Linked DNA regions of Homo sapiens: regions 2 and 3 are each linked to region 1. A link is a loop called in an ENCODE intact Hi-C map of the cell type or tissue named here. Cell type or tissue: GM12878. All regions are shown on one strand. Region 1 has its middle 84 kb from the start of MIR466. Region 2 has its middle 90 kb from the start of GADL1. Region 3 has its middle 140 kb from the start of STT3B.

Region 1 (4,000 bases):
ATGGCGAGTATTTTACATTTACAACACATCTCAATTTGGACTAGACACATTTCAAGTGTTCAATAGCCACAGGTTACTAGTGGCTACTATATCAAAAAGCACAACTCTGAATCCACTGGACATGGTAGTTCCATTGGCCCAGAATGGAAGTAGACAGGAAATGAAGCATTGTATCCTGGGATTTTAGCAGCCATTGGAAAAGAGAAAAGCCAGAAGAATTGAGAATAGTAGTTATTGCAACTTATGACATAGTAATTACACATTGTTTTGGATTACTCAGAAATAATTTTCTTCATCATATTCAGAAAATTAAGAGCAGATAATGCAGAAAAGCTTTGTCAGACAAGTGTCTAAAAAAACAATGGAAACTTGGTTAGGAGCTATATATATATCCATCCACTCTTCAATTGTGATACAAGGAGTATGTGTCATCATCTAGGTAGGAGATAATGGGATGAAGAACACATGTGCTTATTTTTTTGAAAACTCCAGGAGTATATATGTATATCTATATATCTACTTATCTATGTAGCTATACACACAGACACACACAATAAAAATAATTCTACAATTTTGCATTATTGGAGAAGGAAAGTATTTCCCTGACAACACAAATAAATAAATAGCATATTTTTTAAAGAGTAATTACAGGTAAAAGAAAAATATTATACCTTTAATATAACTTAGATCGAAAACCTATGAAACAAGAGTTGAATGAAGATGTGATGGGAAAAGAGATTTAATTTTGGCCTTAGACAAAAAATGGAGCCAATCGAAAAAGGGAAAGAGTTCAAGAAAATTAAAAATGCAATTAAAGATAAAAAGATAAATAAGAAATTGGTAAATAGAATGAGGATAAGAGACCTAACTTATACATAATTGGTGATACCAAGAGAAAATCACAACAGTTTAAGCAGAAGCTAAAATCAAGCCCCAACACTGGAATACAATGGAGCAAATTTATAAAGTTTCGAAGAAAAGTGTATGATCCAATAATTCTCCCCAAAGTAGGTTGTCAAAAGAAATATACTCTTAGACAGTAAACTGTACCCATTATCTATTGCCACAATAATGCTGCAAAGCAAGCAACCACAAAATCTCCGTGAGATAAAACAATAAACATTTATTTTTGTTCACAAGATTATGAGTTGTCTGGGGATTTCTGCAGATCTGAGCGGGGATACTTCACATGACTGTGGCCTTGTCCAGACAATTAGATTCACCTGACTGATCTCTATTTCTCTCGTCCTCCATCATCTTAGCTTGGTCTCAGAGTGGTAGCAGGGATACAAAGTTACTGGGTAGAGGAGGTAGATATGAGGAGGCTAATAAGGAGGACCATCAAAGCAATAATTCTCCTTGTGAATGCCCTCCAGCTATAGACCACCAGGAACACATCTAAAAATGTTGGGTTTATTACTCATTTCAGTGAGGGAGAATTCACACCGTGGGAAACCTTGAGTCTTGTTAGTGAGAGGGCATTACAAAGCATTTGTAGGATTTGTGTTTTGTGTTAAGTGATTTTAGTGTGTAGGGCTTTGGTTTGGATTGGCTGATGTCCAGAAGCAGGGGTATCTTATGAATGGGTATCTTAATAAATCTTATCTATCTAGAATGTGGGAAGACCAGAAAAGATTAACGCTGTACTTGGTAAAGAAGCAGCAATCCCTTGTATTAGCCATGAGAGGGGGATGGTTGGTCACTTCTGTGGCTTGTACAATGTACATGTTTTGTTGTGTTCAGACATGGTCATGAAGTGGTCTTGTCTTTGTCATGCTCCACCATCATCACAGAGTAGCCTGGTCTGACACTGATGCTCTGTGAAGTTATTTTCAACAGGAGAGCACTAAAGTCTAGCTGTGATGCCAGCCGGCTCCAAGAGGTCAGGCTGCTTTTCTTCTCATGTCACACACACACTCCCAGTTGGTTACCCTGGCAATTTTACTTAATGCTTTCATTCATCATAGCAAGAGGTGATTCAAAATAAATGAACTTGATTTTTTTTTTAAAAAAAAAAAAGCTTTGGTATAAAAGCACCAACAGTAAACACAGAACCCAGTTAAACACAGAGCTATATCTAAATGAATATTATAAATATGGTTATAATATATCAAAAGCGATCATGAAATGAGACATATAAGCCATATAATAATAGTTTAATAATAAGAATTTAGGTATAACCCCCAAATTATATTAACAAGAGTAAAGAATGAAAAATGGAGAGTAGGAGAAAGTTGAAATGTAGAGCATTTCTCATTTTAGAGAATGGGAGGTCAAAAGACAATGGTTCTTTTTCTTTTTTTTTTTTCCTCTATCAAGTTTGGAGAAATAAAGGTGCCATACGTTTTTGAAAAACTTAATGAAAACTACTTGTAGTGCTAATAAACAGAATGTGTACCTTCCAAATGATTACAGAAAATAAAAGCCACCCCTAAAAAATTGTAGCATCAGACAGAAAACAAAGAAACTAATCAAAAGCATTTTTTAAGCATAAAACAAAATGGCTGAAATAAGACCAAAAGTCTTACTCATTCATTTGTCTTCCCTCCTTTTCTTACCCCTGCTCTTGCCTTAGACCAGGCCCTGATCTGCTCTCTGTCTTCTAAAATACAGCATACAGCCTCCTAATCAGCCTCTCTCCCTCAGATCAGATCTTTGCAGAGCAGAGGCTGCACTCATGCTATCATTTGTAGAGTGGGGACATTGGCAAACTGTTGATTACAGGTGTGCAATGAGGAGAGAACAGAGATTAAGACAAGCATGTGAAGCTTTTGTAGCAATTTGACAAGCTATTTTGTGTCTGTTGAAACTAATAATTAATAATTGGTGCTTGCATTTTGTACCTTTTTATTACATTTTTCTAGTAACTCATTTTTTATTATAGTTTCTAAAAATATCAGTCTGTAATATATGAGAAAAGGCAGAAAACAGCTGGTCCTTCACCACGGATGGTTTGAGAAGCCCAGAGCATATCTAAGTGAATTCCATGGAATCTGTCACTTCTCTGCCCACAAACATTCAGTGGCTCCCTCCTGTTCCTAACAATGATTCTTCTTTTCCTGCCTCCACACTATTCCTATGGGCAACATTGCCTATCAGTCATGCCTCTTATTATACAGGGATTCTCAAAGGGAGAGGGCAGAGACGAAAATCTCAAACCTGGAAGGAAAGCAGTAGGAATGTGCACTTTGAAACATAAAACCCTAAAGATTTGGATACATCTGCAGTGTGTGTGTCCCCTTCCCTTCCTCCTCCGCTACCCTCAGGCCACACCTCCAGGCCCTCCCCAACAGCACCCCCAGAACTCAGGAGCTCAGAGATTGCACCCTGGACACACCCCGCAGTCCCCTGCCTGCCCCTTTTCTCTTCTTCCAAGACTGTCACCTCTCCCCTCCACCACACTCTGCTCCTTCTTGAAGCCCCAACTCAAAAGTCATGCTTTCCTGTTCCCTCCTTCCCAACCCCTCCCAGGCAAATTTTCTTGCTCCTTTGAGGCAAAAGCTCCATACACATACCTAACTTTGACACTGAGGCTTCAATTTTAGGGGTTTTCCTAAGGACAAAATTAGGGTTTATGTACAAATTTATCTATAAAATTATTAAATTCAGAGTAGTACAGGATTGGTTAAATAACTAACTTCTGTCCATACAATAGAATAATACACAGCTACTAAAAATTTTGAAGAAGAATGCATGTAACATGGAAATATGTTTGCAATGATCTGTTAAGTAAACAAGTAGATTATAAAATAAAATGTGTAGGTACATATATGGGAAATGTTTAAATGTTATTTAAATATAGTGATAAATATAAGCATAATATAGATCTAGTTACAGATAAAGACACACACACAGACAAAGGGACAGGCACAAATGTAGGCCAAGATACAAAGATGCATACAGATGCAGATACAGACCAAATGTGAAGAAGTGTTATTTCTGTGTTATGGGATTATAAGTAGTTCCGGTTTTTCTCTTTTTTCCTATCTGTATGTTCTAC
Region 2 (4,000 bases), 260 kb before region 1:
TGCCTGTTTTTATGCCACCAGCAGTCATTCAATTAAATGCAATTTCAGTTTTTCCCTGTCTGTCTCAACAAAGCCACTCCATATGGGATCAAATGCTAGATAAGAATCTTTTGAGATAACCGTGACCCAGCTGATTAGTAAAGGACTTCGGTCTTCCCTAAGATGGTGTATCACTGGTCAGCTCCTGAGATAGCAGCAGGAGGTTTATTGGAGAGTATGCTCAGAATCAGCACCCCTGAGAGACAGAGGGAAGTCATTGAGGGCAGGGAGAGAAGCTGAGCTACAGTATAGTTGCAGCAAAGGTCTCAGCCAATCCAACCTGGAGATCTAGAGCTGAGAGGGCCCTTCAGAGTTGTTCTGAATTGAGGCAGGAGAGCTGCACCTTTATAACCCTGCACTGACCAGCCACTGAATGTAGTTTGTGCCTGAAAAATGGGTATGATCTTGGGGCAAGACACTCTCTTCAGCCAAGCACAAATCCCAAAGAGGACAATCAGCTAAGGGGCATCAGCCATTAGCACTTCCAGCAGCTGGGAAAATAAGTGCCTCTTTCCTAGAGGGGGATCTTAGGTATCATGATATCCACTAAAATAAAGTTACTGTTCTTTTTAAGTGCAGGCTTTAAATTGGGGCTTAAAAGCAAAAATCACTCATTATTTTGTTAGAAACTTTACCAAGATCTCTTCTTCCTTGCAGAAAAACATGTCACCCATAGTAATGCACCCATGGCTTCCAAGTTGCCAATTCAACACACATGGATTAATCTGCATTTGCAACTGTCACATTCATGATAATTCATGCAGACTTCTGTCTGCTTCATTGTAAGTGTAGTCAGACACATGAATTAAAATATTTGGGATGGACACAGTGGCTCACGCCTGTAATCCTAGCACTTTGGGAGGCCGAGGCGGGCAGATCACGAGGTCAAGAGATCGAGACCATCCCAACCAACGTGGTGAAACCCTGTCTCTACTAAAAATACAAAAATTAGCCGGGCATGGTGGCACGCACCTGTAGTCTCAGCTACTTGGGAGCCTGAAGCAGGAGAATTCCTTGAATCTGGGAGGCGGAGGTTGCAGTGAGCCGAGATCACACCACTGCACTGCAGCCTGCCATAGAGCGAGACTCCGTCTCAAAAAATAATAATAAAATGAAATAAAATACATCTGAAATTTATATTATTATAAATTATTTTTCTATTCTCTTTAACATTGCAGTTAAGAATATGTGTATAGTAATATTTATACAAATTTTATTTCAGGAAAGTAAGGGAAACACGGCAAAATATTTTGTATGAAAAGAGATCATTAGATCTGAAAATGTAATTTAGGATGGAAGCTTGCCTTAGAGTAATTCTAAACCCTAGCTGCCACTTAAAAACACTTACGAAGCTATAAAATATCCTGATGCCCAGGTCATATGCAAGACCAAGTGAATCAGAACTTCTGGAGGCAAAACCGAGACATTATTATTTTTGAAACTCTTCAAGGAATTGCAATGAATAGATAAGATTGAAAAATCCATGTCCTGGGGCAGTGATTCTCAAAATTAAACGTGCATCACAAGCACCTTGTGATTGATCAGGCGCAGATAGCTGGGACCCACCTCCACAGCTTCTGATTCAATAGCTCTGGGATAGGGCTGAGAATTTTTCTTTCTAATCAGTTCCTGAGTGACGCTGATGCTGCTGGTCCAGGACCACCCTTTGAGAGGCAGGGTTCTAGAGGCTTTGCCTGCCTGAGCAGAGTCCCCTCGCCACATTTAGCAGCTTTTCCTTGTCCCTGGTATCACCCATAAAACATTTTGGAAAATCTTCCCCTTTGTCAGTTTTTGGAAAGACCCTTTCCCCTCTATGCAGCTATTTCCAAATGCCACATTTTTCTACCCTCTAAGGAGGAACCACCAGCCGTCAGGAAAGATAACCTCTAACTTCTTCCATAATTTTTTCATCTCCTTTTGTTTTGGATTTATTTGTCATTATAGACATGGTTTTACAAATTACAGAACTAAAAACACTCCTTCAAAACAACAACTTAATTGCTTTTGTTGTACAGTTCAATCCTAACATTTATGCTGTTGAGAACCAAATGCACTCACCGATGTCTTTTCACACTTGCTTTTTATCCTGAGATGGGCCAGATACAGCTGCTCTTCTCTATTATATAGCATTTTGCTGCCAGGTTCTAGAAGTACATTTGTTTTAACTCAAATCAAGCAAAGGCCATAAATAACACAAAGATGGGCAGGAGTAATTTGGCCACAACCCTCTCTTAGTTCCTCCTAAAATCAGAGTATTTCCCAGGAGGATTTAAGATAGGATTTGTTTATCCCCTACTTCCTGCAGTTGCTTCAGTGAGACAGAGAGGTTTCTGAAACTCCTATGAAGTCTCATACCTCAACCTCAAGCACTAAAGCTGATAAGGAAGTTGGGCGATTCAGATAAAAATTAACTTTCCCTTTTAAGAGAGGCTGAGGGAAAAACGGACAAAAAGTCCTCATTTTCTTTAGCAAAAGAAAAATAGTCACACAATTTTTCAGCTTGGCCAAGATTAATAACTCGTAATCTGAAGATATTGGCTTCTGTTGAAGTGAATATCAAGATTTATTGACCTGTGAAGTAAATATTAACAGAGGTGAAACTGAGGTTAATAACAAACCTCAGGGGATAATACATCTTCATATTTGCTAGTATAAAAAGTCAGCCCATATATTGCTCATGCATACATTCAAAAACCTCTTTAACCAAAAAGCTCTGGAAATCTCTTTGCTGTGACAGATTGCTTAAATATATGGCCGAATTTCTATTTGTATTAACATTCTCTGGCTGTACTAAGGCAGCCAGAAAAGCAAAACATTAATAGCTTCTTCTGAGGATCATCAGCAGCCAATCAAAAGGCAGTTGTTTATTTGCATATGAGACCTGATTGGAAGAGACTGATCCTAATCAGTATCTGATTCCCCTCAATCTCACTGATGTAGGCAGTATATTGATGTGATTACACTAGTATTCAGCCACCTAATAAGCCCATCTTTTCTCCACATACAAAATAAAATACTCTAAACTACGATTTTATACACATTGAAATAAATATGCTCATTGTCACCAGTGACAAATTTTATAAACGAATGTTAAGAAATTTTATTTTTTAAAGAATAAGAAGGCCAGGCGCAGTGGCTCACGCCTGTAATCCCAGCACTTTGGGAGGCCGAGATGGGCCGATCACAAGATCAGGAGATAGAGACCATCCTGGCCAATATGGTGAAACCCCGTCTGTACTAAAAATACAAAAAATTAGCTGGGTGTGGTGGCATGTGCCTGTAATCCCAGCTACTCGGGAGGCTGAAGCAGGAGAATCGCTTGAACCCGGGAGGCGGAGATTGCAATGAGCCCAGATCGGGCCAGTGCACTCCAGCCTGGCAACAGAGCGAGACTCTGTCTCAAAAAAAAAAAAAAAAAAGAATAAGAAATATGTTTCTTATTTCATACCTGAACAAAGGTATGAAAGGTATGAGATTTCTGGGCATTGGTGCCAGAGGAGCTGTTGGAATTCTAGTTCTAAGACTTTCTTTCTCTGTGACATCAGGCAAGTCACTTCACTGCTCTGTTCCTGAGTTTCCTCCATTGGAAAATGAAGATAACAATAGCACTTACCTCATAGGCTTGTTGCGTAGATTAAAGGAGTTAGGACATTCAAAGTGCCTTAGAGTGTGCTCAGAGCATACTAATGAATATATATTTGTTTGTTTGTTTTTTAAGTTATAGAGAAAAGGGTCTTTGAAGATCCTGTGGCCCCACAGTCTCAAATATTTGTGGGCATCTGTCCCTTAGTGTTCTCGTGGTTAGCCTTAACCATTGACTGTAAAGTGTTGATATTACTGATGTTTATTTAAATTTAAATTTAGTTGCCAACATTTAAAATTCAGGGGAATTCCATGTAAAATAATAAGAATGCACAGCTTTTCTCACAAAAATTTCAGAAGACACAACCACAGTTGGACT
Region 3 (4,000 bases), 150 kb after region 1:
AAGGGAAACTTCTTCCTGCAAATAGTCCATTCGCATCTCTCCCTGACACAAGGCTGAAATTTTAGTATTGCAAATATCACTGGGGAATATTTCTCAGCTGCAGTTGATTATTTCTTCTTTCACTACCAGATGTCACTGTACCTGGAAAGAATTCACTTAGCAAGGAAGGGGGAGGCAGTGAGCTGCAGAGGGAAGAAACAGTGTGCCAAAGAAACTGGTGGGTGGGCCTGAGAGAGAGTGGAGGAGGCTGGGGAAAATTTGCTAAAAGTCAGAGACACAAAACTAGTATTTGAGATTAAAAATAAAATTAACTAAGCCATAGTTTGCGTGTGTGCACATGTGTGTATTTAAAGTGTCTTAAGACACCAAATTCTACACCATTCAATCGAAGCTATTTGACCATAGCAATTAAAAATATTAATGATGCCAGTCTGAATCCTTCATAAGAACTCATCCCAAGCTGCCAGAAAAGGCAAAAAGTTTTAGGCAAGATTTACATACACCCATTCAGAATGAAAAATTGGTGACCTGAAATTAGCGGCCAGAATGAAAAGTAACCAAATAAACTTCTATTTTACACCGGAATTTATCATCTCTCTAATTTGTCAGTGGTCAATTCTGGGAGTGCTTTTGGAGGACTGCCTTTTGCCCTTCTTTGGAATGTGATTTTCATCCAGGGAAGAAATGAGGGCAGGAATTATTGAAAGCCCTGTTTCAGATCAGCATTAACAATTCATGGAACTCATCTCTAGTTCTACCCAAGGCATTTGGAAGGACACCTGGCGTGTAGCAAAAGCTTGTTCAAAGTGTCTCCTAATCTGCTTTGAAATGCACAGTGGATTGGGGCCAACACAAGGTCAGCACCCGTCCTCATTTAGTGAGCTGGCTGGCTGTGCTCCTCCGGTAGAGGAACTGAGAAGACAGAACCTACTGCAAATCCACTGCAGAGTTTTTCAGCTGGTGGCTGAGGGTCTTTTGAAATGCAAACCTCTAGAGCTGAGGGGGAAGCTTGTTTTCCATTCTGGGCCACTGGCTCACAGAAGGGGAAAAAATAATCACCGAAAAGTAATTTAGGTTGGGTGATTTACAAAGTGAGAAAGATCAAAGGTTAAACTCACACAATTTAAATGTCGAGAATAGGGAATTTTCAACATGATTCATTAAATATACTCAATTTAGGGGGATGTATCTTGATTTCAGATGAGAAGCAGGTAAGGAAGACTTTCGTTCCTTCCACTCCACCAAACTTGATGCAGGTAAAATTAATGCATTCTACAGCACTGCCCATTCCCCCCAGCCACACTCTCTTCCTCTGGCTTCTGCGATGCCAAACTCTTCTGGTTTTCCTCCTCCTCCAACTTCCCACTCTTCAGTGTCACTTGCCAGGTCTTCCTCCTCTTCTCAAACTTGACTATGATATACCCTTGACCATGAACTCCTCAAACTTGACTATGAAACCCTGTGATATACCTGCCTCCTTCAAGGTTGGTTCTTTAAGGCTTGGTCCTAGGCCTGCTTTTATTCTGCCAATGTACTACCCACCCACAGGACCTCATCCACACTGTAGCTCCACACCTTCTCTAAGCAGATGATCATGTGTTTGATCTTCATCCACAGCTCCAGGCCCACACATCCAGCAGCCTGCTGACTGTGCCCCTTGTATGTCTCACACACAACTCAGCGTGATCCAGACTGACCTCCACCCCTTCCTTCAATCCCAGTCTTCCTCCAGTGTTTCTTTCTCAGTGAAAGCAAATCCATCTGCTCAGTTTCAAAAGCTAGAAAACTAAGAGTCAGTCTTGAAACTCTCTCTCCCTCACCCCGCATCTAATCCATCTCCAAATCCTAAATATCTCCTCTTCTCTCTACTCCTAAAGTCCAAGCTGCCAGCATCTCTACATCCAAAATGGCAACAGCTTATTAACCAGTTTCTCTGCATCTACTTTTGCTCCCTTCAGTCCGTTCTGTGCATACCAGCCAGGGGGATTTTTCTACAGGGCAAAGCTGATTGTGCCTTGCTCCTGCTGAGAATTGTTCAATGCATTGTAATGCTTTTAGGATAAAGATCGACATCCTTATCACAGCCCAGAAAGCTGTGAAAGACTTGTCTGCACAATTCTGCAGCCTCACCTTGAGATACCTTCCTGCCTTCCATGTCCTCTCCCAGTTCCACTCTAAAAACCACACAGGTTTTTCATTTTCTCAAGCTCACCCTACTTCTCTCCACCTCAGCACCTTCAAAAAGGGCTGGTTCTTTTCTGGCCTTTCATGCTTCCTCCTCACCTTGTCTAGTTTCTTCTCATCTTTTAGATCTCAGTTCCTCACAGAAAGCTTCCTGCATCCAGAAAGCCAGGTCAAAACCTCTGCTTACTCAGTGTCGCAATGTCTTTGACTTTCTATTTTTGTAAGACTTTTCATACTTTTTCATTAAATGGTGACTCTACATATTTAGTTGTTTTCTATCTTTTGCATTGCTACTTTTCCCAGTGCCTAGTACTGTGCCCTGCACATAAGATATATTCAATAAGACTGTCCCGAATGAATGAATGAATGAATGAATGAATAATATAAAGAGATAAAATCACCCAAAAAATGAGAAAGATCATTTCTAGCCAACTTACTCATAATTTGTGTGTTTTTATTTCTTTGAATTTGGTGAAATGCTATCTCTCTCAGTTACTTTTTTTGGTATTAGCAACCAACTTAAACCCCACTGGATTTTTTTTACATTAACTGAAGTCAAGCCAGGTATATCTCTATGCTTAAGCAATTTCTGTTTCATTTAAATGTAAAGTTTTATATTTGAGAAAAAAGTATTTTTGAAATGAAATTCTGCAAGTCAAGATAATAACTGTTCTCACCAGATGTCATTTGAAAATACTATAATCATGACTTTCATGCCTTTTTCAAATTGTTAATAAATTGTCTTCTTATGCTAGCACCACAAAAACGCTACGATACACCTGCCTCTTTCCCCATGTGGCAGGAATAATTGGTCAATTAATTCACTAGCCTTTCCCCAACCCTCTTAGTTTTTCCTTTTTAGTTATAAAGTTTAAAACATGCCAGAGACCCACTTTGCCAGTTTTCCTTGAAGCTAGTGTTGTCTAGTGAGAAATAAGGTACACCTATAGAAGAAATGTGGAAACATATTTTGCTGTCATTTAAAAAAAAAAAAAAGCAATATCAACCCAAGACATACTTTTTTAACACAATTACTCAATTGCTTCTACTTTTGAGTGTGGTTGCACTGCCTGGAACCATGGAAGCCATCTGATGATCATGAGGTAACAAGCATGAAGGAAGAGTCAATACGATGAAAATGAAGGAGCTTCTGAACCAGCCTGTTATGCCTATCCACAGAGTTCTTGTTATGAGAAATAACTGTATCTTCATTGCCTAAACCACTAATAGATAGGTTTCCTGGGATTTACACTCAAACATATCTGAAATGATGCAATCAGTTAGAACGGGACATTGATCAACATTCCAAGTATAGTTGATCATTCAGACACAACTCTGTCTACCTGTATTGAACAGCAATCATCATTTCTCTATCTTATCCACAAAGCTGTCTTGGAGACTTTATTTTAAATTCCTCATTCAAGTCAAGGTACATTGAGACTGTGAGATTTCTCTCCTTTGAAAGTTCTGTAGGTTTACCCTATAAGCATTGCTCTTGGCCTGAAAAGAGTGTAGATAAGAGATATAGTGAGCTCAGGTCTTATGTCCGTGAGATTTGGTCTGGATTAACATTAAGCTTCTTAAGACCTTACTTTCTATCACCTTCGTCCTCCTCTTTTTCATAATTATTTTTTGAAGTGGATACGTACTCTTCTGAACATATAAAAATGAAAAAAACAACAAAACAAAGGCAATAAGTTCTCCCTGCTGCTCCTTCAAGCCCTTTAATGGTTCTTTATCCTGACAAATTCTTCAGAGGCTTTCTCCAATAAATAGAATAGTCACAGCATCCCCTGGTTTTAGTTAGACTATCAGC

The links. Peaks named below come from ENCODE experiments on the same cell type or tissue, not always from the same donor. Only the 100,000 strongest peaks of a DNase experiment are listed, where the experiment ranks them.
Region 2: a loop joins it to region 1, with 1.9 times the contacts of the local background. A loop is called at or near these places in 1 of 110 quality-filtered maps.
Region 3: it touches region 1 in a loop (2.2-fold over the local background); 1 of 110 quality-filtered maps calls a loop at or near these places.

What each region holds. Positions count from the first base shown.
Region 1 is chr3:31,243,876-31,247,875 of GRCh38, forward strand. No RefSeq gene overlaps it. Among named protein-coding and RNA genes, the nearest start is that of MIR466, 84 kb to the left of the region's middle. RefSeq lists an enhancer at 1,666-1,735. In GM12878, a CTCF peak has its summit at 1,679; DNase peaks (open chromatin) are centred at 1,291 and 1,725; H3K4me3 peaks cover 845 bases; H3K27ac peaks cover 3,654 bases.
Region 2 is chr3:30,982,707-30,986,706 of GRCh38, forward strand. No RefSeq gene overlaps it. Among named protein-coding and RNA genes, the nearest start is that of GADL1, 90 kb to the left of the region's middle. In GM12878, no CTCF peak of the experiment used is centred here; a DNase peak (open chromatin) is centred at 2,331; H3K27ac peaks cover 195 bases.
Region 3 is chr3:31,390,512-31,394,511 of GRCh38, forward strand. No RefSeq gene overlaps it. Among named protein-coding and RNA genes, the nearest start is that of STT3B, 140 kb to the right of the region's middle. RefSeq lists an enhancer at 1,953-2,162. In GM12878, no CTCF peak of the experiment used is centred here; DNase peaks (open chromatin) are centred at 863 and 2,220; H3K27ac peaks cover 805 bases.